Regions from separate parts of the Mus musculus genome. Here region 1 is linked to region 2. Evidence: chromatin loops called from intact Hi-C (ENCODE). Cell type or tissue: left cerebral cortex. All regions are shown on one strand. Links, peaks and the distances in the headings refer to the core of each region. The heading gives the core; the rest is flanking DNA.

Region 1 (15,300 bases), core at 3,310-11,309, 120 kb after region 2:
CAGCTACAGTGTACTCACATACATAAAATTAATAAAATTTAAAAATGCTTAGGTCAGCAAGTTAATGTTGCTGTTAAAGACAATGATACCGAGATCACTGGATGCCACCAGATGTCACTGGGGACTTTTGATCAGAGGTTGAGATCAGTATCTGTTCTGTCTTCCCACAGTGTGCTCCTGGTGTGTGTGATGGTGGACACTTCATCACCATGGCAGAGTGGCTGGGGAAGGCTGCTGTGAGGAGCAGTTTATATAGCTCGTTGTTTTAGGTTCAAAGGCCTGGTGCTGGCCTGAGCTCAGCTCTGGGGAGGGTCCCTGGGCCTCAGCTCATCACATGGCTGGTCATGGTTAGAGCCCGTCTAGGAACACATAACTATATCTCAGTGTGGAAAGCAGACAACAGGCCCCAGCTTTGAAACAACCTTCCTGAGAGAAACCCTAAGTCGTTGACCAGATTCCTTGAAGTTTTTCAAAGGCAGAGGCTGCAGAGCGTGACTCAAGGGCCTCCTATCATGCCACCTCCACACTACTCTCCTGCGGTCCACACTGGCAACGACAGCAGGTGATCCTGCCGATAGGTGAGGCAAAAAGAGCAAGACCACTAGGATTGTGTGTTGCTTGTCTATGCAAGGCCAGCTGTGGGGCATCAGTACCCACAGGAGAAGGCGGGTAGACACGACCTGCCAATGTGCACCCAACACCGCAACAAGCTTCTCCCCAAAAGATCAGACTTAAATCTGTTCTTGTTTTTTTAATCTAATAACCAATTTGCAGCAGGTTCAGGGAAGAGAGGAAGGCTGCTGAGGGACATTTGGGCAGGCTGCAATCTGCAAGTCTGTCTGCTGAGAACTCTGGGGGGTGGGTTGGGGAAGGGGGCTGGAGAGATGGCTCAGCGGTTAAGAGCACTGACTGCTTTTCCAGAGGTTCTGAGTTCAAATCCCAGCAGCCACATGGTGGTTCACAACAATCTATAATGAGATCCGATGCCTTCGTCTGGCCTGCAGATGTACATGCAGGCAGAACGCTGTATACATGATACAGGCAGAATGCTGTATACATGGTTTTTCGAGACAGGGTTTCTCTGTGTAGCCCTGGCTGTCCTGGAACTCACTCTGTAGACCAGACTGGCCTCAAACTCAGAAATCTGCCTGCCTCTGCCTCCCGAGTGCTGGGATTAAAGGGCGTGCGCCACCACTGCCCGACAAATAAAAAAAAAATAAATAAATAAAAAAAAAAAAAAAAAGGAAGCAAAAACCCTGCCTGACAAACAAACTACCAGGCTTCTCATAAAATTGTAGAGATTCTCTCTCTCTCCCTCTCTGTCTCTCTCGTTTTTGTTTCCCTGGCAGTCCTGGGAGTTCCTATGTCATCTTGAACTTGTGACAGTCCTCCTGGTGCAGCTCTCTGAACATGGTATCACAGGCTTGTCCCACCATCCTTGCTTCATCAAAAAATTATGCAAGAAAAGAGTGAAGAGATGGCCCAGAGGTGACAAGATCTCCCTGCTTTCCAGAGTCGCTGAGGTGGGCTCCTAGGCCCCAGTGGAGTGAGTCCTAACTGCACCTCCAGCACCAATGGCCTGACGCCCTCTTCTAGCTCCTTCGAGGACCTGCACCCCTCTGGTATACACTCACACATAACCAGAGACCATTTTTAAAAAAAAAAAAAATCTTAAAATATTTTTTCAATGAATTAAAGTGATACAAAAGGAACTTAGGGGTGAAAAAAAAACCTAGGTCAATTGAATTGCATGATACTTCCATCAGTAATAAACAAAAATATATCAAGTAATAATAAACAAAAATAAACGGAGGAACTCAGCCAGGATGGCCTGCAGCAGGGCCGGGGTCTGGTGAGTCACGTCCTGAGTGAGAGTTGGTTGTTGAAACACTCATGGCCCTGTCAGGGAGCCCAGAGCCACAGATCCATGGAGGCCTGGCAAACTCTTCCTCCTGGGTGAAGCCCAGAGGCAAATGGCAGAGCTTTCTTTGGAGGACCAAAGGCAAAAGCATTTGCAGTGTGTGCCAAAAATGTCTAACCATAGTTTTCCCTGCCCAGATACTTATGGACTGCTCTCTCTCCAGAGCCTGCTCCTACCAAGGCTGGCTAAATCTGTCTCCTTGATGCAGCTGTACACCGCAAACCCCGCCTTCTTGTTCAGCTGTACGCAATAACCCTGTCTTCTTGTTCAACTTTATAAACACCCCGAGCTTCTGGGTGCTGTGTTTTTTTTTCTAGCAGAGAATGCAGACCACCCAACCCCTGCTTGCTGTGTCTGTGCAATCTGACTTTTCTACATTCCCTCCCTACTCCAGCCATGGCCACGCCTCTAGACCTGCTCTGTTATTATGTCCCCAAGAAGGCCACATTGGTTACACAGCTACCTCCACACAGTGCTATCTTTATCCAAGTCCATAGTCTACTTTAGGGTCTCTCTGGGCTTTATGTATTCTACTGGCCTGGAAAATGTATGATGATATAGAAACCATCATTCTGGGGCAGAACAGAGCAGTTCCATCACCATAAACAAGTGTCTATGTGTCTTAGCTAGGGTTCTACTGCTGTGAACAGACACCATGACCAAGGCAACTTTTATAAAGGACAACATTTAATTGGGGCTGGCTTACAGGTTCAGAGGTACAGTCCATTATCATCAAGGTGAGAACATGGCAGTGTCCAGGCAGGCATGGTGCAGGAGGAGCTGAGAGTTCTACAGCTTCATCTGAAGGCTGCCAGCACAATACTGGCTTCCAGGCAGCTAGGATGAGGGTCTTAAAGCCCACACCCACAAGGACACATCTACTCCAACAAGGCCACACCTCCAAATAGTATCACTCCCTGGGCAAATACAAACCATCACATTCCACTCCCTGGCCCCCATAGGCTTGTTCAAACACATGAGTCTATAGGGGCCATACCTACCCATAGCATAATAATAATAATAATAATAATAAAGTACATTTAGTCTAACTTCCAAACTTCCAAAATCCCCATAGCTTATAGCAATCTCAACAGTGTTAAAAGTCCAATGTTCAAAGTCTCTTCTGAGATCCATCCAATCACTTAACTGTAATCCCCAAATCCACACAGGAAACAAGCTGGGTAAACTCCAAACTTTGCATCTCCATGTCTGATGTCAAAGCAGTATTCAGATCTCCAACTCCTTTTTCATCTTTGTTGACTGCAACAATCTTCTTTTCCTGGGCGAGTTCCACTCCATGTTAGCAGCATTCCTCAGGAGATATGGCTGTGGCATCTTGAAAATCTCAGGGTCTCCAAGGCAGCTTCAATGTTACAGCTTCTTGTTTCAGTGTCTGGGATCCACACATGATCTTCTGGGCTCCTTCAAAGGACTTGGGTCACTTCTTCAGCTCTGCCCCCTGTAGCACTCTAAGCTCAGGTTGATCCACTCTACTGCTGCTGCAGTTCTTGGTGATCATGCCATGGTAGGTGCTGGCATCTCCAATACATGAAGTCTTCTGCTGCAACTAGACTTCACCAATAGCCTTTCATAGGCTCTCTTCATGGTGCCAAGCCTCAAATCCTTTGCATGACCCCTTCAGTCCTGGGCTGTCAACTGCAACTGAAGCTGCACCTTCACCAATGACCTTCTATGAACTCTCACAGTGCCAAGCCTCATCTGCTCTTCATAACCTTCATGCCTTCAAAACCAGTACCACCTGGGTGACACTTACACATTACTAAGTCCAGCTGTATCATGAGATACAAGCTTGGCTATCTCTGGAACACTGCTTCTTTGTGCTCTCAGAAAACAATGCCTAGAAGATTTCACTTCAGTGATGCTGATCTCTTCTTAATCACCACTAATTTCTTTGCTCCAGCTAACCAACATCAATTGTCTCAGTCCTTTTATTTTTCAATTCACTTGCTGGTGCCCCTTTAATAATTGAACCATATATTTTATAGTTTTTCCTTTCTAAACTTGCTATGCTTGTTCAAAACACTCTTCATAAGACTTAACCAGAGAAAAAAGTGTCTGCTGGGCTTTTTTTTTGACACTTCCTTTGTCAATGCAATTAATATAAATCTCTTTACCTTAGCCTCAGGTAGAGCCTTCAGAAAAGGGCAGAAATATTCCTCAGCAAAACACCACAGGAACAGTCTCTAGGCCACAGTCTGAAATTCTTCTCCACTGAACCCTCTCGGGCCAGGTCTGCACAGTTCAAATCAAACTCGGCAACAAGGTCTTCCATATTCCTATTAGGATGGCCCATTATGCCCCATTTAAAGGACAGGATGGTCACTGAAAGCTCTAGGCCACCCGCTGCTACATGGCAACACCTTGTCTCAAAAGGTCCCTTTTCTGCTCATGTAGGTGTGTCTGTTTGCCTGTTACTTGTATTTAGTAAAGTCATTTAGCTGTTGTCCCTTGTCTTAGTCAGGGTTTCTATTTCTGCACAAACATCATGACCAAGAAACAAGTTGGGGAGGAAAGGGTTTATTCAGCTTACACTTCCACATTGCTGTTCATCACCAAAGGAAGTCAGGACTGGAACTCAAGCAGGTCAGGAAGCAGGAGTTGATACAAAGGCCATGGAAGGATGTTACTTACTGGCTTGCTTCCCCTGGCTTGCTCAGCTTGCTTTCTTATAGAACCCAGAGCTACCAGGCCAGGGATGGCACCACCCCCTTGATCACTAATTGAGAAAATGCCTTACAGCTGGATCTCATGGAGGCATTTCCTCAAGGGAGGCTCCTTTCTCTGTGATAACTCCAGTTTGTGTCAAGTTGACACAAAACCATCCAGTACAATTGACCCCTTGTCAACTTGACACACAAACACAACACTAGTAAGCCTCAACCCTTAGTTTCTTATTCATCCTCAAGATCTAAACAACTTTAAAAGTCCCACAGTCTTTGCAAATTATTAAAATTTCAATCCCTTTAAAATATAGAATATCTTTTAAAATTCAATGTCTTTTTACAATTAAAAGTCTCTTAACTGTGGGTTCCACTAAAATACTTTCTTCCTTCAAGAGGGAAAAATATCAGGACACAGTCACAATCAAAATAAAAATCAAACTCCAACCATCCAATGTCTGGGCAACTAATGTTCAGGGCTCCTCCAAGGGCCTGGGTCACTTCTCCAGCCCTGCCCTTTGTAGCACACACCTTGTCTTCTAGGCTCCAGATGACTGTACTCCACTGCTGCTGCTGTTCTTGGTGGTCATTCATGGTACTGGCATCTCTAAAATACTGCCGTCTTCTGCTGAAACTTGGCTTCACCAATAGCCTCTCCTAGGTCATGGTGCCAAACCTCAACTCCTTTGCATGACCCCTTCAGTCCTGGGCCATCCATTGCAACTGAGGCTGTACCTTCACCAATGGCCTTCCATGGCCTCTCACCGTGCCGAGCCTCAGCTGCTCTGCATGACCCCTTCATGCCTTCAAAACCAGTACCACCTGGGTGACTCTTACACATTACCAATTCCTGCTGCAGCATGCAGTACAACCTTGGCTATCTCTGGAACACAGCCTCTTTGTGCTCTCAAAAAACACTTCCCAGAAGATGTCACCTTAATGATGATGGTCTCTTCTTAATCACCACTAATTTCTTAGCTCCAGCTAACCAGCATCAATAGTCCTAGTAATGCAAAGGTTTTGCTGTAGTCGTTTTGGTATCTTGTTAATCACAGCTGATTCTTCAGCCCCAGCTAACCCAAACCACAGAATCTTCACATTAAAAACAGCAATGGCCCTAATAAGTCCTTAATCTTCCCTCTGAATTTTCACAAGCCAGGCCTCCATCTTCTGCACCGTTCTCAACATTATCTTTAAAGCTCCTACAGAACACCCCACAGAGCTCTTAGCATCCCAATGGCTCTTCTAGCTGAAAGTTCCAAAGTCCTTCCACAGTCCTCCTCAAAACATGGTCAGGTTGTCACAGGAATACTTCACTATGCTGGTACCAATTTCTGTATTAGTCAGGGTTCTCTAGAGTCACAGAACTTATTGGTAGTCTCTATATAGTTAGGGAATTAGTTGATGACTTACAGTCTGTAGTCCAACTCCCAACAATGGTCAGCAGCAGCTGTAAATGGAAGTCCAAAGATCTAGCAGTTGCTCAGTCCCACAAAGCAAGCAGGTGAAGGAGAGAGAGAGAGAGAGAGAGAGAGAGAGAGTAAATCTTCTTTCTTCCAATGTCCTTATGTAGGTCTCCAGCAGGATGTGTGGCCCAGATTAAAGGTGTGTGCCACCATGCCTGGATCTGGGACTTTCTTTGTCCCAGATGACTTTGAACTCAGAGATCTCCCTTTCTTAATCTTCTGGGATTCATAGTCATTATATCTCAAGATTTCCATGACAAAATCTAGGTCAGAAACTTGTATCTCTCTGCCTCCAGATTAGGATCACAGGTGAGTTGTCCAATTCTGGATTGTAGTTCATTCCAAATATAGTCAAGTTGACAACCAGGAATAGCCACTACATCCCTTGGAGTAGTTCTTCTTCCCTCCTGTGTTCTGAAGCAGTGTCTTATATTTATTTTAGCCTCAAATTTACTTTGTAGTCAAAGATGACTTGAACTCTTTATCTTCCTATCACCCAAATGTGGAGATAAAGGAATAAAGGCATATGCAACTATGCTTAGTTTTTGAATTGCTGGAGATCAAATCTAGGGCCTTGAGTATGCTAAGCAAGAACTCTACAAAATGAATGACATCCTAACTTTTTTTTACTTTTTTTTTCTTTTTATCAATTCATTGGTGTGGATTTTGTTGTTGGTGGGTTTTTTTTTCTGTTTTCTTTCTTTTGTTCTCTGTCTCTGTGTCTCTGACTCTCTCTCTCTCTCTCTCTCTCTCTCTCTCTCTCTCTCTCTGTGTGTGTGTGTGTGTGTGTGTGTGTGTTTCTTCGAGACAGGTCTTCATAGTCCTGGCTATTCTGGAACTCACTCTGCAGACCAGGCTGGCTTCAAACCCACAGAGATCCACCTTATGGCTAATATTTTAAGTAATGAAAACTCCAGATTTGGCAGAGAGGTGTCCTGTGATGGATTGGTAATCTGGCCACTTGGCAGAGGATGCAGCGGTATGATGGGGATCCAGCAGTCGTCCCAGAAGTAAGGAAAGCAGCTTATAATAAAGATGTAGAAGTAGAGGTGTCTACAAGGCGGAGGACCTCTGAATTTAGCAGATAGTGAAGGTACAAGACAGGAATTTAGGCAGAGATTTAGCAAGTTGTGTTGTCCCACCCTGCCTTGGGTCTGTTAACGACTAGGAGCACAGCAGTTTAGGGAAGGAGGTCCTAGATAGAGGATTTAGTAAGGCCTGGCTTGTCCTCGCTACAGGAGCAGCTTCTGTCTGAAGTTATGAGCATTCTACATCCTCTTAAATCTGTTTATTTTTATGCTGTGTGTATGGGTGTTTTGACTGTTTTCATGTCTGTGCACCACATGCATGCAGTGCCCAAAGGAAGCCAGAAGAGGACATCAGAGCCTCTGGAACTGGAGTTACAGGTGTTTTGAATTGTAGCCTGGTCCTCTGTAAGAACCTCAAGTGAAGAGCATTCTCATAATGTCTCTGGATATACTCCTAGCAAAGATTTTCTCTAGAGTCTATCAGCAAGAAGGGGTTGTAAGGACTAGAGGATGACTAGCAAGGAACCCTAAAGAATCCAAAGTGTGTGCCAGCTTGCCTTCTCACCGGAGTTCAGAAGTGCCAAGGCCAACAGCTGCTACTGGCAGTGTCTAATTTTTGCAGATATACTACATCCGATTTGTTTGTAAAGCAATCTATTAAAAGCAGTCACCAGATCTTTAACGAACTCTCTGGGTTAGCAGTGACATTCCGAACCTTACATGCTTACTGTCTAGATTTCATTTTTAAAGCAACTGCTTTAAAATGGAGCTATGGGGTTTATGTTTTAGTATCTATAGCATATTGTGAAGGTTTCTTTCTTCCTTCCTTCCTTCCTTTCTATCTTTCCTTCTTTCTCTCTCTCTCTCTCTCTCTCTCTCTCTCTCTCTTTCTTTCTTTCTTTCTTTCTTTCTTTCTTTCTTTCTTTCTTTTTCTGAGACAGGGTTTCTCTGTGTAGCCCTGACTGTCCTGGAACTCACTCTGTAGACCAGGCTGGCCTCAAATGCAGAAGTCAGCCTGCCTCTGCCTCCCAAGTACTGGGATTAAAGGAGTGCGCCACCACTGGCCGGCATGAAGGTTTTTTCAATCAGTCTTTCTCACTGATACTTTTGTAGTTTTTGTTTTGAAACAGGCTCTCTCCACATAGCCCTGACTGTCCTGACACTCTGAAGACCAGGTGAAGGTATGCATCACCATGCCGCTGGATTTGCCTCTCTTGAATTTTGCGTGACATAAAAAGAGCCTATTTCATTCATAGCCCCTAAACAGACAGCTTTACCCCATCATCTACAGAAAAGGTATCATTTCGCTGGCCTTGCAGTACCTTTCTGCACTGGGGGTCCATATTAACCAGTTCAGTCGGTTTATCATCACTATGACTACCTGGTTCATATTTTTACATGTCATGTGAATTTTCTTAAGTTTTTCGTGATCGCTACACATTTTCATCACTACGCATGAAAATATTACGTTAAGCTGACCTGGGCAGTGAGCACGTAAGAAAACAACTAAGAACGATCAAGACGCCTGTAGAGCACTGCGCATGCGTGTGCCCCACCCCTCTCCCCAAGGCAACACGTACGCGCGCGCGTGCGTGCGTGTGCACCCACACATACGGAAATACGCCTGCGCCATGCGATGCCCCGCCTTGCCACTCGTTTCCTATAAAACCTCGTGCCTTTCCTCGCGAGAGACGACTAGCTCATGCTCGCCGCAGGGGTCGGAGGTCAGGGCGAGCGTCTCCCGGGCCGAAGGAGGAAGATGGCGGTGGAGTCGCGCGTTACCCAGGAGGAAATTAAGAAGGAGCCGGAGAAGCCGATCGACCGCGAGAAGGTGCGGGTTGCGGGCGGCTGCGGGGCAGAGGTGGCAGCAGCGGCGAGCTGGCGGGAGGGCGGGCGCGGCCTGCGGACGGGTGGGCGGGCAGGCCAAATGGCGCGCCCGAGGCTGACTCCCTGCTTCTCCGCAGACCTGCCCGCTCCTGCTGCGGGTCTTCACCACCAACAACGGCCGCCACCACCGAATGGACGAGTTCTCCCGCGGGAACGTGCCTTCGAGCGAGCTGCAGATCTACACCTGGTGAGCCGCGCGGGACCCGGGCCTGGCGGGCTGCGTCCTCGGGGACAGCCAGGGCGGGCTCGCCCGCCGTGTGACGCCTTTCGGGAGTGGGGATGAAACGTTAGGTCAGAGTGAACTGACCGGCGTCGCTCTCGCCGTGTGGCCGCCCGGTACAAAAGGATACGTAGGTAGCTTACGGTGCGGTAGGATAAGATGGTAGAGGACGGGGAGGGAGATGGCTGTTGAGTGAACCGTGTTCGCAGAGTGGAGGCAATGGGAAGCCTCGAGCCACGCAGCACCAAGATATTAAAAAGCACCATCAACACCGAGCCCTTTCTGCCCCGGCCCTTGGTGTCAAAGCGTTTGGTGTTTGCACGGTGAGGACGGCTGTCCCAAGTGTTTCATCTCCGAGTACCTGCCTTGCTCAGGACCCACGCAGCTAGGACCGTTACAGGCTTGTCCTTTGGATTGTGTCAGGTTGACACTGTAATAGCTTTGGAAAAGCAGCAAAGGCGAATTTTAATACATTTTTGTTGCGGTGGTAAGATACACCACAAAAGAGTCCCTTTCTCGGGAAAACAGACAAACAACCCCCCATCCCCCCACCCCCATCCAAAACACGAGCTAGTGATTGAATTTATAAGGGAAAACTACTGAGTAGCGGCTGAATTTAAGCCACTCTCCACATACTAAAATTCCGTGTCCCCCAACAAATGAATTTTCCAGCTTGCCCGGACTTTGCTTAAGTGCTGCTTTTCTATTCCGTGAGCCCAGCTTTCTAAAGAGGGTTATCTCTCTGTTATCTGTAGAGATTGTTCCAGAACCACATGGATATCAAAATCTTGGAATAATCAAGTTTTTCACTTTAAAAATGTAGTGTTTACTGTACACACCTTTCAGCATATGCTCTTGAGACTTTCTGCTATAAAGCTTACCCTTCTTCTGCTAGGGCACTCAGACTGTAAAAGCTTGTTTAATTTTTAAAAATTGCCTCAAAAGAAAATCAGAGTTTATGCCAGCATTGAAGTTCACTAGGAACGATATATAAAATTTCGGAGTTAATTGCAGAATAGAGTATGAATTCTGGCCAGGTAAAATTTAGTTGCAAAAATACATAAGAAGGTAACAGTTGTCTGAAGTTTTATAACTTATTTTATTACACAGTGAACTACATACAGTTATGAAAAAATAAGATTTTACTTGAACTATGCACACTGGTGTATGTATAGTTTGTGTCAGTTTCGATATTATATCTTCCAAATTGTAATTTGTTTTTTATGTATATGTGTGTTTACCTTCATGTATGTGTGTGCCCCGCATAAATGCCTGGTGCCTACTGAGGTCACAAGTGGGTATCAGATCTCTGGGACTGGAGTTAGAAATGGCTGTGAGCTGCTCTGTTGGTGCGGGAGTTGAACTCAGTTCTTCTGCAAGAGTGACAGTGTCCCTCCGTCTGAAAGACTGAGTTCTGTTACAGGAACATGGAGAAATAAATACCTGGCGCAGAAAACGGGGGACAGTGTGGTCCTTCTGGGTATTTTCCCTCCATGCATTGAGTACGGCGATGTGGAGATTTGTAACGTTCACAGTAACACTGCAGGGCGTTCTTTAGCTCTCTCCTTGGTACCGTTCCATCAGGGTTGTCATTCTGAAGTGTCTCTCTAGGGTTCTGCCGTTTGTTCCAGTGCACAGAATGCTATTTCAACTTTGCCTTTCACTTACCTCTTTGTTGGCAAAAGCAGTGTAAAGATGAACTAAACTGACTGTTGCTGCCATGTTTACATTTTCAGTTACCTTGCCCTGGATTGTGCTGTATTAGCACAAGGGACTGTATTTAGTTCTGAGTTCAGATAAGTATTTTTAATTTAATAATGGCTTAAGTTGTAAAAGGGGCCTGCAGTTTGTCTTAACATTTCATGTTCTTGGCTTTAGGATTCCTTTATTTTAAAAAAAAATTTTTTTTTGGTTATTTTTGTGTTATAGGTGCATTGTGTAAGTGCTACAGCTTTTATGTCAGAGGACATCTTTTGGAATATTTTTCTATCCACATTTACTTGAGAGTTCTGGGGATTGAACTTGGGACAGCCAGCTTATGTAGTAAGTGACTACCTGCTGAGCCGTCCCACTGGCAGATTTATTTTGTGTATGTGTGGCGTATGGGAGTGTCGTAGCACATGTGTGGAGGTCAGAGCACAGGTTTGGAAGGCAGTTCTCTTTACATCACGTGGGTTCCAAGGATCAAACTAAGGTTGTCAGCCTGTCAGCAAGCACTTTTGCCCGCTAAGCAGCCATCTTGCCTTGCCTCCATCATTAAGATTCTATGAGAGAACAAGAAATTACATATACTTAGGAAGATGCTGTTGTAGCACACTGGTTCTAGGATGCACTCCACTTTCAGATGCTGTAATGTATGGGAGATTGTGTATCTTAGAAAATAGTTATTTTGTGTAGTTGAATAATTTGTACTGGTTACTTGCAGATAAGTAGATGGCTGAGCCAGATGATGTTATGTAGTCTCAGAACAAGGCCTTAGCCTTAAGCCCTTGTAGCAGGATTTTTATTTTATTGATGTTGTTTTCCCCCATGGAGGACAGCTCAGGAAATATTCAAGGCAATTTTTTCTTTGTTATTATTAGGGGTGTGTGTGTGTGTGCGCGCGCGTGCACACATTCCATGAGATGCTTGATTTGTGGAGGTCAGAAGACAACTGTGGAAGTTGGTTCTCTCCTTTTGACCCTTATTTGGGTTGACACAGGTTGCCAGGATTGTACAGCAAACTGACTTCCCTGCCAGGCCATCTTGCCATCATATAGTGTGCAGCACTGGACTACGAATGACTCATTGGATGCACAACTTGCTGTTTTTAATGTCCTTGTTATACTAATATTCATCATAATTATCTCTTCAAAAAATTCAGGATGGATGCAACCTTGAAAGAACTGACTAGTTTAGTGAAGGAAGTCTACCCAGAAGCCAGAAAGAAGGGCACACACTTCAATTTTGCAATTGTTTTTATGGATCTTAAAAGACCTGGATATCGGTAGGTGACTTGTTATTTTAATTCCTGTTATTTCTGCATTTTGCAAATCAGGTCCCCTCCCCAGCAACACACATATATATTCTCTTTCTGATAAGATGCAGCTGTGTTGGAATTATAAGCACATGTCACCATGCCTGGCTTTGGGATAATGCCTTTCGTGTCTGTCTTTAGTGACAGTAGTGGTAGCTATAGGCTTATATTCAGATCTGGCTTCACTTGAATTCTGGAGATACATCACCCCTGTAGTCTGCACCGTTCTGTTGATACAGTTCTAGTCCACTAACCGTTGGCTTTCTTTTCTGCAGAGTTAAGGAGATTGGCAGCACCATGTCTGGCAGGAAGGGCACTGATGACTCCATGACCCTGCAGTCACAGAAGTTCCAAATAGGGGATTATCTGGACATAGCCATCACGCCTCCAAATCGGGCGCCGCCTTCGTCAGGGAGGATGAGACCCTACTGAAGTCTATTGACTTTCTTGAAGTTATTTTTCAGCCAGTTTGTAAAATAAACTTACTTAATCCTTTCTTCCCCCGGACTTTGCCATTAAGCCTTTAAATTTTCAACAAATTGTAACACATTTATTTAGGAATTAGAGTTGGATGTACTTTGGTATATTAAAGTCCATATGTTTTAAGCCCTTATGTAAAATATGAAGAAAAGTGCTCTTAGCATTCTGTATAAAGCTGTATTGTGAAATACATGTGTTCAATCAGCCCAGGTGTAAAAGTTAATGGAGGCTTGAGTCTCACCTGATAATGTAGGGGTTTATTCAGCAGTAGAGGGCATTTTAAGCCCTAAAGAGGCAAAATAAGAAAGCCATGGGGTTGTATAAAGTGGTGAATATGTTTGTGGCATTAGATGATCGAAAAAGTAGGTGGCAAGGGCTGGAGAGATGGCTCAGAGGTTAAGAACACTTGTTCTTTTCTTTTTTTTTTTTTCCCGGAGACAGAGTTTCTCTGTGTAGCCCTGGCTGTCCTGGAACTCACTTTGTAGACCAGGCTGGCCTCGAACTCAAAAATCCGCCACCACGCCCGGCTAAGAACACTTGTTCTTGCAGAGGACCCAGGTCTGTTCCCAATATCTGTATGATGGCTCACAGCTCCAGTCCTAAGGGATCTGACCCCCTTTTTGCCTCTGGGCACCAAGTGAAGGGAGGAAATGAATCCAAACTAGGCTATGAGGGAGGCTTACCTTGAGCCGAGAATGGAAATACAGCCTGTTGAGTGCTGGAGACCTCACTGGAGAACTATGAAAGCTAAACATTTGCAGTAGACTTTAGAGTAGTAGTTACAGAGTAAATGGGATGGCTGAGCCCGAAGTCATTGTTTCCTATTAGATGTGTAATGTGCATGCTGGCACATGCACCTGAAGGGAGGGCGAGTGAGAGGGAAAAGCTACTAAGTAGTTACTCTTTGATACGCATTTCTATTCCTAGCTTATGTGGGACAGCTGAGCCACACTGCTAAGCATGTCTCACAAAACCTGCACAACTGAGCTGCAGTGACTGATTCCTGTGGCTGCTAAAGGTGTGGCTGCTTGGTTAGCTCATGATGGGCATTAGGAACAACTGGCCCTGCTTTATTGAATTCTATACGATTGCAAACCCCAATCTTAATACATGACTATAGTTTCCACCACGAAGGTGGTTAAGAACAGCAGAGTGGGGGCTGGTGAGATGGCTCAGTGGGTAAGAGCACCCGATTGCTCTTCCGTAGGTCCAGAGTTCAAATCCCAAGAACCACATGGCAGTTCACAACCATCCGCAACAAGATCTGACTCCCTCTTCTGGAGTGTCTGAAGACAGCTACAGTGTACTTACATATATTAATAAAATAAATCTTAAAAAAAAAAAAACAGCAGAGTGACTGCCTATCTGGTCTGTTGGCTTAAACACTTGCCAATGGCTATGATTTCCTAGAGTTGACAAGTAAATTTCTAAAAGTATTCTAGTAGGCTTAATCTTGACCAGGTAACCAGTCTCAGAACAAAATCATGAATTCTTTTTTTCTCCCAAAGAAGGAAATTCCTAGGGCCAGTAAGCAAAAACCCAAGAATAATCAAAGTAAAATTACATTTATTTTGGGGGAAGGGGTGTGTGGAAGTCAGGACAAGTTTTAGAAGTTGGTTCTCTGGATCCACTATTGAGTCCCGAGGATGAAATTCAGGTTGTCATGCTTGATAGAGTAGACTCCTTCACTGAGCCATCTCAGTGGCCCAGAGAGCATCTTTACATTCTGGGTTTTTCCGATTGTCACTTTATAAGTTTGCCTGTGTATATGTGCACTATGTCTGTACAGACCTTTCAGAGGTCAGAAGCTGTCAGACCCCCGAACTAGCATTACAACTGGTTGTAAGTCTCTCTGTGGCTTCAGGGAACTGAACTTGAGTCCTTGGCATAAGCAACAAGTGCTCCCTGTAGCTCTTGTTTGTGAGACGGGGTCTCCCACTTTGTAGGCCATGCTGGCCTAGAATTCAGATTTCTGACCTGCCTTTGCTTTCTATACTGGGATTAAAGGTATGTGTAAGATAAGACCACGTCCAGGCCAAAGAACAGTTTTAATATTAAACACTTAAAAAGTCACATTAATAAGAAGTCTTTACCCAGAAAAGGTGCTGTGGTGATAATGCAGAGCCTTTTATTTTTTTAAGACAGGGTTTCTTTGTGTAGCCTTGGCCGTACTAGAATTCAAAATCTGTAGACCGGGCTGGCCTTAAATTCAGAGATCTCCTGCCTCTTGCCTCCCTAGTGCTGGTATTAAAGGTATGAACCAACCCCCCTTGCCCAGCTGCATAACATTCCAGTGTGGGAGTCAGTGGAATAGAGAACTTTGTGCACAGGGAGTTTTCAGTGAGCATTAACTGTTTCCAAAGTGGGACACAGCCTGTCCCTCTACTCTGCATCATAGGTTGGTTGTATAACCCTATTCTGCTTTCACTTCCAAGTAAACTTCATGTACAGTGACTTAAAGGGTTTTTCTGTACTGGAATTCCTGACCATCCTGTTGTTGGGCTTATAGGTCTGGTTGTACCCAGCTAAAATAATTTAAATGTGAATGAGGTGAACTTTCAGAGGCTATCTCAGTTTGAGAAACTTGCAGTGTTCCTGATT
Region 2 (15,300 bases), core at 3,522-11,521:
TGTCTGACTGTCCTGTCTCAGAGTTCTGTTGCTGTGATGAAACATTACAACCCTATGCAACTTGGGGAGGGAGGGCTTGTTTTCCTAACACTTCCACATCACAGTTCATCAAAGACAGCCTAGGCAGAGACCTGGAGGCAGCAGCTGATGCAGAGGCATGGAGGGTTGCTACTTACTGGCTTGCTCCTCATGGCTTGTTCAGCTTGTTTGCTTTTATAGCACCCAGGCCCACCAGCCCATGGTTTATACCTCTCACAATGGGCTTGGCCCTCCTGCATTGATCACTAACAAAGAAAATGCCTTGCAGGAGTGTACACAGCCCAATCTTATAGAGGCAGTTTTTTTTTCAACTGAGAGTCTTTCTTCCCAAAGGACTTTTAGCTTGTGTCAAGTCGACATAAAACTAATCAGGACAATCCTTATCTTTATTCAGAATGGAGAATTGGATATGAAGAAATTCTCTATTCTTTCTAGGATGTTAATTCTTTCTCCAAAGGTCCAAAGCCTGGGGGTAAAATGGTACAAAAATTAAAATTTGGAAAGTAAATCATAATGACCTAAAGTGTGTAACCAAAGTAGATAAACCTATTTGCTTTATTCTTTTGACATACCAAAATTTGTGATCAACTTCTATACACACTACACCCCCTATAGGTTCTGCAAACATTTCGGCTTCAATTTCAGGCATTCCGTATGTGTAAGACGGTGCTCAGAATAACGCTTCACAATAACACTGCCCACCATTATTTTGTTCCATTAACATGAAATACGGAAAAACCACACTGCTTAATCAGCAAAGGACAGACTATGCCATTTAAGAGTGTTTAGCTATTTTGTGATATTTCAGCCTGCAGAGAGGTAGCACTTAATGAAAACTTGAACATAATAAAAAAGTTACAAAATATGTCATATTCCTAAGTGACCATGTAGTTAATAATACCTTCCAAGAAAATAGAGACATTCATGATAAAAGTCTTGGAAAGATCAGGAATTCAAGGCCCATACCTAAACATGATAAAAGCAATCTACAGCAAACCAGTAGCCAACATCAAAGTAAATGGTGAGAAGCTGGAAGCAATCCCACTAAAATCAGGGACTAGACAAGGCTGCCCACTTTCTCCCTACCTATTCAACATTGTACTTGAAGTCCTAGCCAGAGCAATTCGACAACAAAAGGAGATCAAGGGGATACAAATTGGAAAAGAAGAAGTCAAAATATCACTTTTTGCAGATGATATGATAGTATATATAAGTGACCCTAAGAATTCCACCAGAGAACTCCTAAACCTGATAAACAGCTTCGGTGAAGTAGCTGGATATAAAATTAACTCAAACAAGTCAATGGCCTTTCTCTACACAAAGAATAAACAGGCTGAGAAAGAAATTAGGGAAACAACACCCTTCTCAATAGTCACAAATAATATAAAATACCTTGGCATGACTCTAACTAAGGAAGTGAAAGATCTGTATGATAAGAACTTCAAGTCTCTGAAGAAAGAAATTAAAGAAGATCTCAGAAGATGGAAAGATCTCCCATGCTCATGGATTGGCAGGATCAACATTGTAAAAATGGCTATCTTGCCAAAAGCAATCTACAGATTTAATGCAATCCCCATCAAAATTCCAACTCAATTCTTCAACGAATTAGAAAGGGTAATCTGCAAATTCATCTGGAATAACAAAAAATCTAGGATAGCAAAAACTCTTCTCAAGGATAAAAGAACCTCTGGTGGAATCACCATGCCTGACCTAAAGCTTTACTACAGAGCAATTGTGATAAAAACTACATGGTACTGGTATAGGGACAAACAAGTAGACCAATGGAATAGAATTGAAGACCCAGAAATGAACCCACACTCCTATGGTCACTTGATCTTCGACAACTTTTTTATTATGATCTCCACTTGATGGGAGCTAAAACCATCCAGTGGAAAAAAGACAGCATTTTCAACAAATGGTGCTGGTACAACTGGTGGTTATTATGTAGAAGAATGCAAATTGATCCATTCCTATCTCCTTGTACTAAGGTCAAATCTAAGTGGATCAAGGAACTCCACATAAAACCAGAGACACTGAAACTTATAGAGGAGAAAGTAGGGAAAAGCCTCGAAGATATGGGTACAGGGGAAAAATTCCTGAATAGAACAGCAATGGCTTGTGCTGTAAGATCGAGAATTGACAAATGGGACCTCATGAAACTGCAAAGCTTCTGTAAGGCAAAAGACACCGTCAATAAGACAAAAAGGCCACCAACAGATTGGGAAAGGATCTTTACCTATCCTAAATCAGATAGGGGACTAATATCCAATATATATAAAGAACTCAAGAAGGTGGACTCCAGAAAATCAAATAACCCCATTAAAAAATGGGGCTCAGAGCTAAACAAAGAATTCTCACCTGAGGAATACCAAATGGCTGAGAAGCACCTGAAAAAATGTTCAGCATCCTTAATCATCAGGGAAATGCAAATCAAAACAACCCTGAGATTCCATCGCACACCAGTCAGAATGGCTAAGATCAAAAATTCAGGTGACAGCAGATGCTGGAGAGGATGTGGAGAAAGAGGAACACTCCTCCATTGTTGGTGGGATTGCAAGCTTGTACAACCACTCTGGAAATTAGTCTGGCAGTTCCTCAGAATTGGACATAGTAATGCTGGAGGATCCCACAATACCTCTCCTGGGCATATATCCAGAAGATGTTCCAACTAGTAAGAAAGACACATGCTCCACTATGTTCGTAGCAGCCTTATTTATAATAGCCAGAAGCTGGAAAGAACCCAGATGCCCCTCAACAGAGGAATGGATACAAAAAATGTGGTACATTTACACAATGGAGTACTACTCAGCTATTAAAAAGAATGAATTTATGAAATTCCTAGGCAAATGGATGGACCTGGAGGGCATCATCCTGAGTCAGGTAACCCAATCACAAAAGAACTCAAATGACGCCGGGCGTGGTGGCGCACGCCTTTAATCCCAGCACTCGGGAGGCAGAGGCAGGCGGATTTCTGAGTTCGAGGCCAGCCTGGTCTACAAAGTGAGGTCCAGGACAGCCAGAGCTATACAGAGAAACCCTGTCTCGAAAAACCAAAAAAAAAAAAAAAAAAAAAAAAAGAACTCAAATGAAATGTACTCACTGATAAGTGGATATTAGCCCAGAAACTTAGATAACCCAAGATATAAGATATAATTTGCAAAACACATGAAACTCAAGAAGAACGAAGACCAAAGTGTGGACACTTTGCCCCTTCTTAGAATTGGGAACAAAACACCCATGGAAGGAGTTACAAAGACAAAGTTTGGAGCTGAGACAAAAGGATGGACCATCTAGAGACTGCCATATCCAGGGATCCATCCCATAATCAGCCTCCAAACGCTGACACCATTGCATACACTAGCAAGATTTTGCTGAAAGGACCTTGAAATAGCTGTCTCTTGTGAGACTATGCCGGGGCCTAGCAAACACAGAAGTGGATGCTCACAGTCAGCTATTAGATGGATCACAGGGCCCCCAATGGAGGAGCTAGAGAAAGTACCCAAGGAGCTAAAAGGATCTGCAACCCTATAGGTGGAACAACATTATGAACTAACTAGTACCCTGGAGCTCTTGACTCTAGCTGCATATGTATCAAAAGATGGTCTAGTCGGCCATCACTGGAAAGAGAGTGGCCCATTGACACACAAACTTTATATGCCCCAGTAGAGGGGAATGCCAGGGCCAAAAAGTGGGAGTGGGTGGGTAGGGGAGTGGGGGGGAGGGTATGGGGGACTTTTGGGATAGCATTGGAAATGTAAATGAGGAAAATATCTAATAAAAATATTAAAAAAAAGAAAATAGAGACATAAAAAGGAATCACTAGGAAAAAAAGTGCAGTTTTCAAGCAGCTTGTTTAACTGCCTCCGTTTCCAAGGAAACAACATGCCAAGAAATGTGATAGCCTTTGATACACGCAACTCTCCCTTGCAAAAGCATAGCAACAGCATTCTCTGCTGTTTGAATTTCCCTGGTGCTGGTTGTAATATCTCTAATTTTATGGTTTTTGGTTTTTGCTCTCTTTTGATTACTTTGCCTAAAGGGTTTGCCCATCTTGTTTATCTCATTAGAGAACAGATTTTTTTGTTTAATTGTATTATTATTATTTTACATCCTATTTCATTATTTTTTGATGACCTTTAAAAAGGTTTCAGGGGCTGGGCTGGATGGTAATAGCCCCTGCCTTTAATCCCAGCACTTGGGAGACAGAGGCAGGTGGATCTCTATGAGTTTGAAGCCTGCCTGGTCTACCGAGTAAGTTCCAGGATAGCCAGACTACACAGAGAAACCCTGTCTCAAATAAGAAGAAAAAACTGGGGGAGGGGGGCACTGTAGAAAAAAAGTAAAGGGTTTCATTATGACATTTATATTTCATTGTCACTAGACTTTGTTCTCATTTGTTCCCCTTCATTATGGCCATTCCTGTGAGCCTATCACCAACTAGCTGCTTCTCTGTCCCCCAAATACCCTCACTCTGCTGCTGCACTCTCTTGGTCTCTCTCTGCCTCTCTCTCTGCTCCCTCTCTCAGTCTCTCCCTCCCTTGTCCCCCACCCCTCTCTCATGCACCTGCCACACTGCATCTGTGTGTGTGTGGGGGGGGGGAGCTGATGTTGATTTTTTGTTCTGTTTTGTTTTGTTTTGACAGTTTCACATAACCTCAGCTGGCCTGGAACTCAGCATGTAGCTAGGAGTGAGCTTGAGCCCCTGGTCCTCTTGCCTTCCCATCTTACATGCTAGACTGACAGGCGTGCACCATCCCCCACTCGGAGCCTCTTCTGCTTTTTTATTCCTTTAAGAAATACTGTGAATTTCTCTTCATTTAGGTTGATTTGGCTGTGGACTTACTGTAACCTGCCTTTATTATATTGAGTTATGTATCTTGTATCCCTAGTCTGTCAGGATTTTATCATGTACGGGTGTTAGATTTTGTCATTGGCCTTTTCTGCATGTAATGAGATGATCAGGTAGTTGTAATCTTTCAGTCTGTTTATGTGTTGAATTTCATTTAATGATTTGCATAAATTGAACCATTCCTGGGATGAAGCCTGCTTAATTATGGTGGATAATCTTTTTGATCTGTTCTTGAATTCAGTTTGCAAGTATTTTATTGAGCATTTTACATCTATGTTCATAAGAGATATTGGTCTATAGTTTTCTTTCATTTTTGAGTTTTTGTGGGGTTTGGGTATCAGGGTATTGCTGACTTGGTAAACAAGAGTTGGTAATCTTCCTTCTGTTTCTATTTTGTGGGATAGTGTGAGGAATATTGGAACTAATTCTTTGAAGATCTGATAGTATTCTGTGCTGAATCCATCTGACGCTGGACTTTTTTGGTTGGGACATTTTCAATTATTGCTTCTATTTCACTAGAGGTTATGGTTCTGTTTAAATTGATTTAACTTTGGTTAGTTTGTATCAAAATATATCCATTTCAGGGCTGGTGAGATGGTTCAGTGGGTAAGAGCACCCGATTGCTCTTCCGAAGGTCCAGAGTTCAAATCCCAGCAACCACATGGTGGCTCACAACCATCCGTAACAAGATCTGACTCCCTCTTCTGGTGTGTCTGAAGACAGCTACAGTGTACTTACATATAATAATAAATAAATCCTTAAAATATATATATATATCCATTTCTTTTTAATTTTTCTAGTTTGGTGATTGTCTTAGTCAGGTTTTCTATTCCTGAACAAAACATCATGACCAAGAAGCAGTTGGGGAGGAAAGGGTTTATTCAACTTATACCTCTATACTGCTGTTCATCACCAAAGGAAGTCAGACTGGAACTCAAGCAGGTCAGACAGCAGGAGCTGATGCAGAGCCCTTGGAGGGATGTTCTTTACTGGCTTGCCTCCCCTGGCTTGCTCAGCCTGCTCTCTTATAGAACCCAACACTACCAGCCCAGAGATGGTCCCACCCACAAGGGGCCTTTTCCCCTTGACCACTAATTGAGAAAATGCCTTATAGTTGGATCTCATGGAGGCATTTCCTCAACTGAAGCTCCTTTCTCTGTGATAACTCCAGCTGTGTCAAGTTGACACAAAACTAGCCAGTACAGTGATATACACGTTTTTAAAGTATGTCCTTATAATTTTCTGAATTTCCTTGGTATCTGAAATAAGGTTCCCCTTTTCACCTCAATTAATTTGAGTCTTGTGCCCTACAACTCACTCTGTAAGATCAAGCTGGCCCTTGACCTCAGAGATCCAGCTGCCTCTGTCTCCTGGGTGCTGAGATAGGAGGCATGCGCCATCACCTCCCAGCTCCTTCTGTCTTTTGAGTAAAGGTTTGTCAGTCCTACTGATCTTCTCAAGAAACCAAATCTTTGTTTCACTGACTCTTTGTGTTGTTTTGTATTTTTTGCTTCTTTCTATTTCATTGGTTTTGGCCCCAGTTTATTTATTGTCATCTACTCTTTTTGAGCATATCTCTTGTTCAAGAGCTCTCTGCTATGTCACTAAGTTACCAGTATGCTCTCTGTCTCATTTTTTTGGTGTAGTCCTATATGAGTTTACCTCTTAGGACCACCTTCACTATGTCCCGGGAGGTTTGAAATGCTGTGTTCTCATTTAATTCGTTTGTTTGTTTGTTTGTTTGTTTGTTTGTTGAGACAGGGTTTCTCCATGTTGCTCCTGGCTGTCCTGGAACTGCATATGTAGACTAGGCTGGCTTATAGTTTAGAGAGAGTTACCTGCCTCTGCCTACTGAATGCTGGGATTAAAGGTACACACTACTATACCTGGCCTCTCCATCTTATAGTCCATTGGTGAGATTTACTCGTGAGCATTTTGTTTGACTTCCTAAATCTTTCATTTCTAGTTTTATTTTGGTTTCAGTTTTCTTTTCTTTTTTTTAAAGATTATTTATTTATGTATATGAGTATACTGTAACTGTACATGGTTGTGAGCCTTCATGTGGTTGTTGGGAAGTGAATTTAGGAGCTCTGCTCACTCTGGTCAACCCCATTTGCTCTGTCCCAAAGATTTATTATTATAAATAAGTACACTGTAGCTGTCTTCAGATGCATCAGAAGAGGGCATCGGATCTCATTACGGGTGGTTGTAAGCCACCATGTGGTTGCTGGGATTTGAACTCAGGACCTTCTGAAAAGCAGTCAGTGCTCTTACTGGCTTGCTGAGCCATCTCACCAGCCCTGGTTTCAGTTTTCTTTAGTGATTCTATTTTTTTTTTTCGTTAAATTCAACTTTTATGTCTTGAATTGTTTTATTTCATTCAACTGTCTTTTCAGAGACTTCACTAGGGATCTATTCCTCTTAAGGTCCTTGAACATATTCATGATTGCTATTTTGAAGTCCTTGTCTTGTGCTTTTCTTTTTTTTTTTTTTTTTAATAAGAAAAGCCATTTCTTTTTTTAGATTTATTTATTATATGTAAGTTCACTGTAGCGGTCCTCAGACACTCCAGAAGAGGGAGTCAGATCTTGTTACAGATGGTTGTGAGCCACCGTGGTTGCTGGGATTTGAACTCAGGACCTTCAGAAGAGCAGTCGGTGCTCTTAACCACTGAGCCATCTCGCCAGCCCCCGTCTTGTGCTTTTCTTAAGGCCTGTTGGAATAGGGTTACTGGCTTTTGGTGAAGGCATATTGTGTTGGCTTTTCATGTTCCTGGTTTCACGCTGGGATCTAGGCATCTGGAGTTAGGATATTTCAGGTATTTCCTGATGTCGATCTCTGGTCTAGTCTTTGTTGGGTGGGTGCTCCAATCTCTGGTTACTGTTGCCTCTCCTCCAAGTCCTTCCCCCTTCCCCATCCCATTGATATCAACTAGCCTGGCATAGCAAGTTGCAATAAGATGAGGTGCATCTTCTCCTATTGAGGCTAGAGAGGCAGCCCAGTAGGAGGAAAGGGTCCCAAAGTTAGGCAGTAGAGTCAGAGAAAGCACCTGCCCCTGCTGTTAGCAGTGTCCTATGAAGACCAAGATGCACAACTGTTACACATGTGCAGAGGCCTAGGTCAGTCCCATGCAGGCTCCCTGGTTGTCATGCCAGTCTCTGAGAGCCCCTTTGGGCCCTGGTTAGTTGATTCCGTAGGTTTTTCCTGATGTCCTTGACCTCTCTGGCTCCTATAATCCTTCTTCTCCATCTTCTGCAGGATTCCCCAAGGCTGAACTTGAACTTGCAGCCATCTCTTGCCTCAGCTTTCTGAGTACTGACATGGCAGGTGTGAGCCACATGCTCCACCAAAGCCCATTGTTTTGTATAGTCACTATATGCTAATGAAAATATCTAAAAAATAAAAACCAAGCTGTGTACTGACTGAACAGTTTTGATACTTTGTAAATTACTTCAGTCCAGCAGCCCTAAGCATTTGCCTCATTACATAGACTTGGCCACCAGGTGGCGCCCACTCCCAGCAATTTCTAGAAAGAACTAACTCTGGATGCTTCATTTCCTATTGGGCAAGTCACTAGAACTCAAATACCCTCCCACTTCCCACCCTGGCTTTAACAATGAATTGACTGGATAAGGGAGGATGAAATCCAGGAAAAGGAAAGGGTTTTTTTTGTTTGTTTGTTTTTTAAGAGTACAGATCTGACGCCCTCTCCTGGTGCATCTGAAAACAGCTACAGTGTACTTATGTATAATAATAAATCTTAAAAAAAAAAAAAAAAGAGTACAGTAAGGGGCTAGAGAGATGGCTCAGCGGTTAGGAGCGCTGACTGATCTTCCAGAGGTCCTTAGTTCAATTCCTAGCAACCACATGGTGGCTTTCAACCATCTGGGATCTGATGTCCTCGTCTGGTGTTTCTGAAGACAGCCACAGTGTACTCATGTAAATAATAAATAAATAAATCTTAAAAAAAAAAAAAGAAAGGAGAGTACAGTAAGGGCTGTGAAGATGGCTTAGTAAAGCACTTGATGCATAGGAATAAGGACCTAAGTTAGGGTCCTTGCATCCATGTAGAAAGGCAGGCACCTTGGTATGAGCCTACAGCCCCAGGATTTGATGGAGGAGGGTAGACACACAAAAGGATCCTTCCAGATAGAAGTCAGAGGCTCAGAGAAGGACCCTGTCTCAAAATCTAAACAGAGTGTGATTAAAAACACAGACTTCAAGTGGAGCCTCTGGGTTACCTAATGCTTTAAGTAGAAGTAGATAGAGAAGAGACAGGCAGATCTCCAAGAAATCAAGCCTAGTTTGGTTTATACAACAGGTTCCAGGACAGCCTCAGCCAGAACTAGTAATGAGACCCAATCTCAAAAAAAAAAAAAAAAGGTAGGCAGATAGGAGTGGTGATCCTCTATATGGTAAATTTCAGGTCAGCCAGGACTACAGAGTGAAACCTTGTCTCAAAAATGAAACAACACACACACACACAAAACAAACCCCAATCAAACAACAAAAAACAAAACACAAAAACAAATACCAAATCGACAATAATAAACAACTCCCCCCCCCCCGAAAAAAAAATCCTGAAACAATGACAAAAAGAACAGGTGGCAAAAGGACACTTATATACAATTGAGGGTCCAGAAATAAACATCTGAATTGATAGCCTATTTATTTATTTATTTATTTATTTATTTAAGTACTTCAGATGGAGCCAGGATCCAAGGTTCCAGGTGGAACGTTGAGTAAGCAATATTCTGAACTGGTAAATTGATTTTCTGTTATTTTTAATCTTTCCTGTTTAAAAAGAAGCGTTAATAGAGGTAAACATGATAAAAATACATTATATGCACCATGAAAGTGTTATAATTAAACCCATTATTACATATAATTAATATTGCTAATGAAAACTTTAAAAATAATAGTCCGTGGAAGCCAGGACAGTGACACCCTGCTGCCGGTGCCACTGGGATGGATGAAAGTGTGATGGAGAGATGGGAGAGCAAGCGAAGCCGAGGGGTTCATGCGCTGTATAAATAAATAAATAAATAAATAAATAAATAGGCTATCAATTCAGATGCTTATTTCTGGACCCTCAATTCGAGACTTGACAGTGTTAAGGTATAGCAGAAGCCAGAGGCCTCAAAAGAGACCAGTGACTCTGCAGTGACTCTGCAGTGAACACATACAAGAAGTGTGGACAGACGTATGTACCATGTGACACTGTGGCACACTGCAGCGTCCACGACAAGGTTTGTTTATTCTATTTTATTTTATTTCCCTATTTATTATAAGGGCAGGGGACAGATACACAGGGACCGGGAGATGAGTGGGGTTGGGGTGCATGATGGGAAAATCACAAAAATTCAATAAAAAGTTGTTGAGTCTAAGGTTGTGTATATCTTTTATCAGGAAATAACTGGTCAAAAGCGGGGTAGAAACCCTGGATTGGGATTAAAAATGTCCACAGCGCCGGGCGTGGTGGTGCACGCCTTTAATCCCAGCACTCGGGAGGCAGAGGCAGGTGAATTTCTGAGTTCGAGGCCAGCCTGGTCTACGGAGTGAGTTCCAGGACAGCCAGGGCTACACAGAGAAACCTTGTTTCCAAACAAACAAACAAACAAACAAACAAAATATCTACAGCAAAAGTTAAAAGAAAATAGTCTTTTGGACAAATAGCTCTGGTCAGCTCAAGCTTATGAAATTAGAGCCTCCTCACCCCGTAAATATTCAAAATGGATCACAGATCTGCCCAACAGTTGGGGTTAAATTAGAAAATACTTGGAGAAAAATATAGGAGTGCTGTTTTCCTGATGTTGGATTAAGTACAAGCTTCTTAGGCACAGCACCAAGAACAAGCAACTGAAGAAATCAGTTATTAGACACATCCTGGCATGCACAGCTTTAATCCCAGCTTAGGAGGATCAGACTGAAGGCTGCCTGGGCTGCGAGGGGTCTTACCTCAGAAAATGGGAACATGGTTTAGTCATAGAGCCAGTATTGCAAAGAAAAATATCCACCATCAAAATTGAAAATATTTATTCTTGAGAAGACACCTCTTAGAAACTGGAAATCAAGCTGGATAGTGGGGACACTCACCTTTAATCCCAGCATTTGGGAGGCAGATGCAAACGAATCTCTTGAGTTCAACACCAGCCTGTTGTGAGTGAGTTCTAGGACAGCCAGGGCTACATAGAGAAACTCTGGCTCCAAACCCCCAAAACCAAAATAAAAAAAACAAAAACAAAAACCCTCAAAAATTAAAAATTAAGCCGGCTGGTGGTAGCGCATTCCTTTTGTCCCAGCACTTGGGGGGCAGAGGCAGAGGCAGGTGGACTTCTGAGTTTGAGGCCAGGACACCAAGGGCTACACAGGTTAATTTTTATCTCCAAAGACGGAAGGAGGGAGGGAAGGAAGGACAGGACAGGATAGGACAAGACAGTAAAAAGAAAAGGAAAGAAAGGGAAAAATAGAAAAGAGAAAAGAAAAGGAAGCAAAAAGACACTGAACATTAGGGCAGGAAGGACGCCTCAGTGTTTAAGTCTCGGCCAGGGGTTTCTACCCCATTTTTGATTATTGAATTCCCAGATTAAAAAAAAACACACTCTCAGCCTTTCTCTTTACAATAAGCCTTAACACAAGAGCTGGGCAGCTGCCTGCCCTCCACGCTGTTAGAATCTATTTCCTATGGAGAACCCCAAGTTATTGCTGTTTCACCTGGGCGGCTCTTAGCTCCGATTGGCCAGCCCTTGGGGCCACGCTTCTTGACGCTTAACACAAGGCAGCTTCTCCTTTTCCTCTCCTGCACATCCTTTTCCCTCGAGGTCCTCCTCTGCCCCCAAGCCCACAAAACCTAAACCCCACCTATATCTCTTCTGCGCAGCTATTGACTCAGTTGGCATCATTATTCACCAATCAGAATTACCTTGGGGGCAGGGTCATAGGGGCTACATGGAGACTCAGGTCTTGGGGGCCCACACTTAGCATTATAACAGACAGTAAAAGACAAAACCTCACACCTCAGTGGTTGAGAGCACTGGCTGCCTTTCCAAAAGACTGAGGTTCAGTTCCCAACACACACAAGGTAGTTGCCAACCATCCACAATCCCAGTCGCAGAGGATTCAGTGCCCTTGTCCAGCCGCTGTGGGCACTGCACATACATGTGCACATATATGTGCACATATATGTGCAGAACAGCCAACACATAAACAATATCAAAGAACTGGAAAACCAAAATGTCCCGGGAATGGGAAATAATACTTGAAAACCATATTCGTGATAAGGCACTTGTACAGAGAACATATAAACCCCTCTCATAAGCCATGAGCAAAATAAAGTTAGATTTAAAGGTGAAGGATTTGGAGACATTTTCTCATTAAAGATATAAAACCAATAAGCCCGTGAAAAGTAGCTTAATATCATTAGTCCTTAAGGAAATGCACATCAGAACCACAATGAAGAAACACTCCCAAGCCACTTACGGCTTAAGGAAAGAAGGCAGATAAGAAGAGTGTCAGTGCAGGTTGAGAGAACACCGTGCTGTCCTGCATTCCTGGGATGGAGGCTGGTTCCTTGCTTTGGGAAAACAGTTTGCCAATTCCTCAAAAACTTAAACACATGCTTACCATTTGATCTAGCAATGTCACACTCAGGGTACCCTCCAGAGAAATGAAAACACAGCTAAATAAAGACGGCTCACAAGCAGCACTAGTTACAGAAGACCCGCAGTGGAAACCATCCAAGAGTCCACCAACTGGTGACTGACTGCACAAATAAAGCGGGGCATAGCAATGAAGTGAGGGCAGGGGCTACAGTGTGGATAAACCTGGAAAACATGTTTGTAAGTGAAAGAAGCCAGACACAATAGGTCACATAGTACTTAAGGTTATTGATAAAATTGTCTAGAAGAGGCAGATCCATAGAGACCAAAGGTAGAATAGACTCTTAGCCTCCTCTGAGGTGGTCCATAGAGGGGAGTGAAGGAACAGAGGTAAAATTATGGTCATTATGCAGCTACAGACATATGCTAAAACCTACCAAATTGTATAGTTTTTTCTTTCTTTCCATGGCTGTGTTTTAATTTTTTAAAATTATTTTGTGTGCATGGGTGTTGGCCCATGGTGCATGGTATGTCTGTGCATCACCTGCATGCAGTACCTTTTGAGGCCAGAAGAGGGCAGTGGATCTTCTGGAACTGGAATTACAAACTATTGTAAACCTCCATACATGCTGGAGCCGTTTTTTGTGAAGGGGTGGGGGGAACCAAGGTTGTCTGGAAAAGCAGTCAGTGCTCTTAATTGAGCCAACTCTCTGGCCCCCTGTTTTGTTTTATTGAGACAAGATTTTTTTTTTCACACTATTGCTCAGGTTAGCCTCCAATTCATGACCTTCCTGCCTAAGTCTCTGAAGTGCATTACAGATGTGACCTACAGAACTGGACACTTTTAAACAAGTGGATTTTGTAATACATGAATCATATCTTAGTCATGCCATTATTTCAAGCAAGTAAGATAGAGTCGTGTGAGGAGACCTCAGATGAAAGTGGGAAAACGAAATAAAGCAATGCAAAGCTTTTAGAAAGAACTTAGAGGAAGGAGACACAACTGTGGAAGAAGTAGAGAACACCTTGGAAATAATAATCCCAGGGAGAGACAGACAAGCAATAAAGGGATGAGACAAAAGTGAATGGATTAGCGAACGAGAATGACCTGTAAGGAACAACAACAACAACAACAAAATGCCTATCCCTCAAACAAAAGTCTAATACAACCCTTAGGGGTTCTATTCCTGCACAAACATCACGACCAAGAAGCAAGTTGGGGAGGAAAGGGTTTATTTAGCTTACACCTCCATACTGCTATTCATCACCAAAGGAAGTCAGGACTGGAACTCAAGCAGGTCAGGAAGCAGGAGCTGAGGCAGAGGCCATGGAGGGATGTTACTTACTGACTTGCTTCCCCTGGCTTGCTCAGCTTGCTTGCTTTCTTATAGAACCCAGGACTACCAGCCCAGGGATCGAATCACCTATAATGGCTTTCCCCCTTGATCACTAATTGAGAAAATGCTCCACAGCTGGATCTCGTGGAGGCATTTCCTCACACCTGAAGCTCCTTTCTCTGTGATAATCCCAGCCTGTGTCAAGTTGACACAAAACCAGCCAGTACAACCCCTGAATGATAAAGTCAAGGGAATCTTCCAGAACGTGATATAAAAAGAGCCAGGGACGGCACGCTGTTGTGATTATTCTGAAACACACGATTTTAATTGTAGCTTGCATTATAAAATGTCCCACACAGGTTCACACGTTCCCCAGCTGGTGGCATTGTGTGGGGAGGTTGTGGACACTTGAAGTTTTATAGGGGGACACTTCCTGTCTAGTCTCTTCCTCCCTCCTGTGGAGGGTACCTCACACCCCTGCCACCTCGCCTTCTCCGTCATGATCACAGTAGTGAGACATATAACTAATACATCTAACAGTGACTTCCTAATGACACAGCTCTAGCCAGTACAACTCCCCAAACCCCTGCACTAATTGAAGCAAGACATCCCGCTCTGTCTATTAACAGTTCATTCGTTCGTGACAGCTCCTAGGCAGAGGATGTGGGCTGGTCGCATGTCAAAGACCAAGGCAGATTAGAAGGTTGGGACTTTTCAGCTCTGTCTTCTCAGCTCTGGGGAAGAGAGAGGCACTGAGGCATACATTGACCTCTGTGGCCAGGAATCGCTCATGCCATCCTGGTTAGTTTTTGTTGTTGTTGTTGTTGTTTTTTTAATCAACCTGACATAAGCTTGAGTCCTCTGGGAAGAGAAGCCTCAATTGAGAAAACGCGTCCATCAGATTGGCTTATAGACTAGTCTATAGGGCATTTTCTTGGTTGATGATTTATATCGGAGAGCCCAGCACTCCAGGATGTGGTGTTACCCCGAGGTGGGTAGTCCTTGTGTGTCTAAGAAAGCAGCTGAATGCCTAGTGTGGTGGCAAAGCCTTTAGTCTCAGCCCTTGGGAAGCAGAGGCAGGGGTATCTGAGTTCAAGGACAGCCTGGCCTAGACAGGGAGTTTCAGCTCAGCAGAAGCTATACTGTGAGACCCTGTTTAAAAACAAAAGAAAGCAGGCTCGTGAGCCATGGAGACCACGCCAGCATCCCTTCATGCTTGCTGCTCTGCTTCCCACCTCTAGGCTCCTCCTGCCTTGCGTTTCCCAAGCTGCTTCTGGTCATATCTTTATCCCAGCAATAAAAACCTCATAAATACATATATCTATGGAACGAAATCCTCGTAAAACCTCTAAAGGCCCTCCCCTCCCATACCTTCTGTCAGTGTTGGCGTATCTGCATGTTTTGTAATATCCCTCATAATAAACCTGATAGGCACTACTAAACAAACTCATCAAAGCCAAAGATGCATTATGGAACT

Evidence for each region. Peaks named below come from ENCODE experiments on the same cell type or tissue, not always from the same donor. Only the 100,000 strongest peaks of a DNase experiment are listed, where the experiment ranks them.
Region 1: it touches region 2 in a loop (5-fold over the local background); 21 of 42 quality-filtered maps call a loop at or near these places.

What each region holds. Positions count from the first base shown.
Region 1 is chr14:57,789,428-57,804,727 of GRCm38, forward strand. Sap18 (Sin3-associated polypeptide 18) reads left to right here and starts at 8,762. Exons shown (of 4, transcript NM_009119.3): 1 at 8,762-8,927; 2 at 9,061-9,170; 3 at 12,067-12,189; 4 at 12,495-15,300. The coding sequence starts at 8,799. The coding sequence ends at 12,651. Mir3077 (microRNA 3077) reads left to right here and starts at 8,997; the gene lies at 8,997-9,060. In left cerebral cortex, for the core only: CTCF peaks have their summits at 7,436 (motif pointing right), 8,185 and 8,743; DNase peaks (open chromatin) are centred at 8,726, 9,207 and 9,482; H3K4me3 peaks cover 2,753 bases; H3K27ac peaks cover 1,466 bases.
Region 2 is chr14:57,671,723-57,687,022 of GRCm38, forward strand. No RefSeq gene overlaps it. Among named protein-coding and RNA genes, the nearest start is that of Xpo4, 14 kb to the left of the region's middle. In left cerebral cortex, for the core only: CTCF peaks have their summits at 3,990, 8,391 (motif pointing right) and 8,595 (motif pointing left); a DNase peak (open chromatin) is centred at 8,405.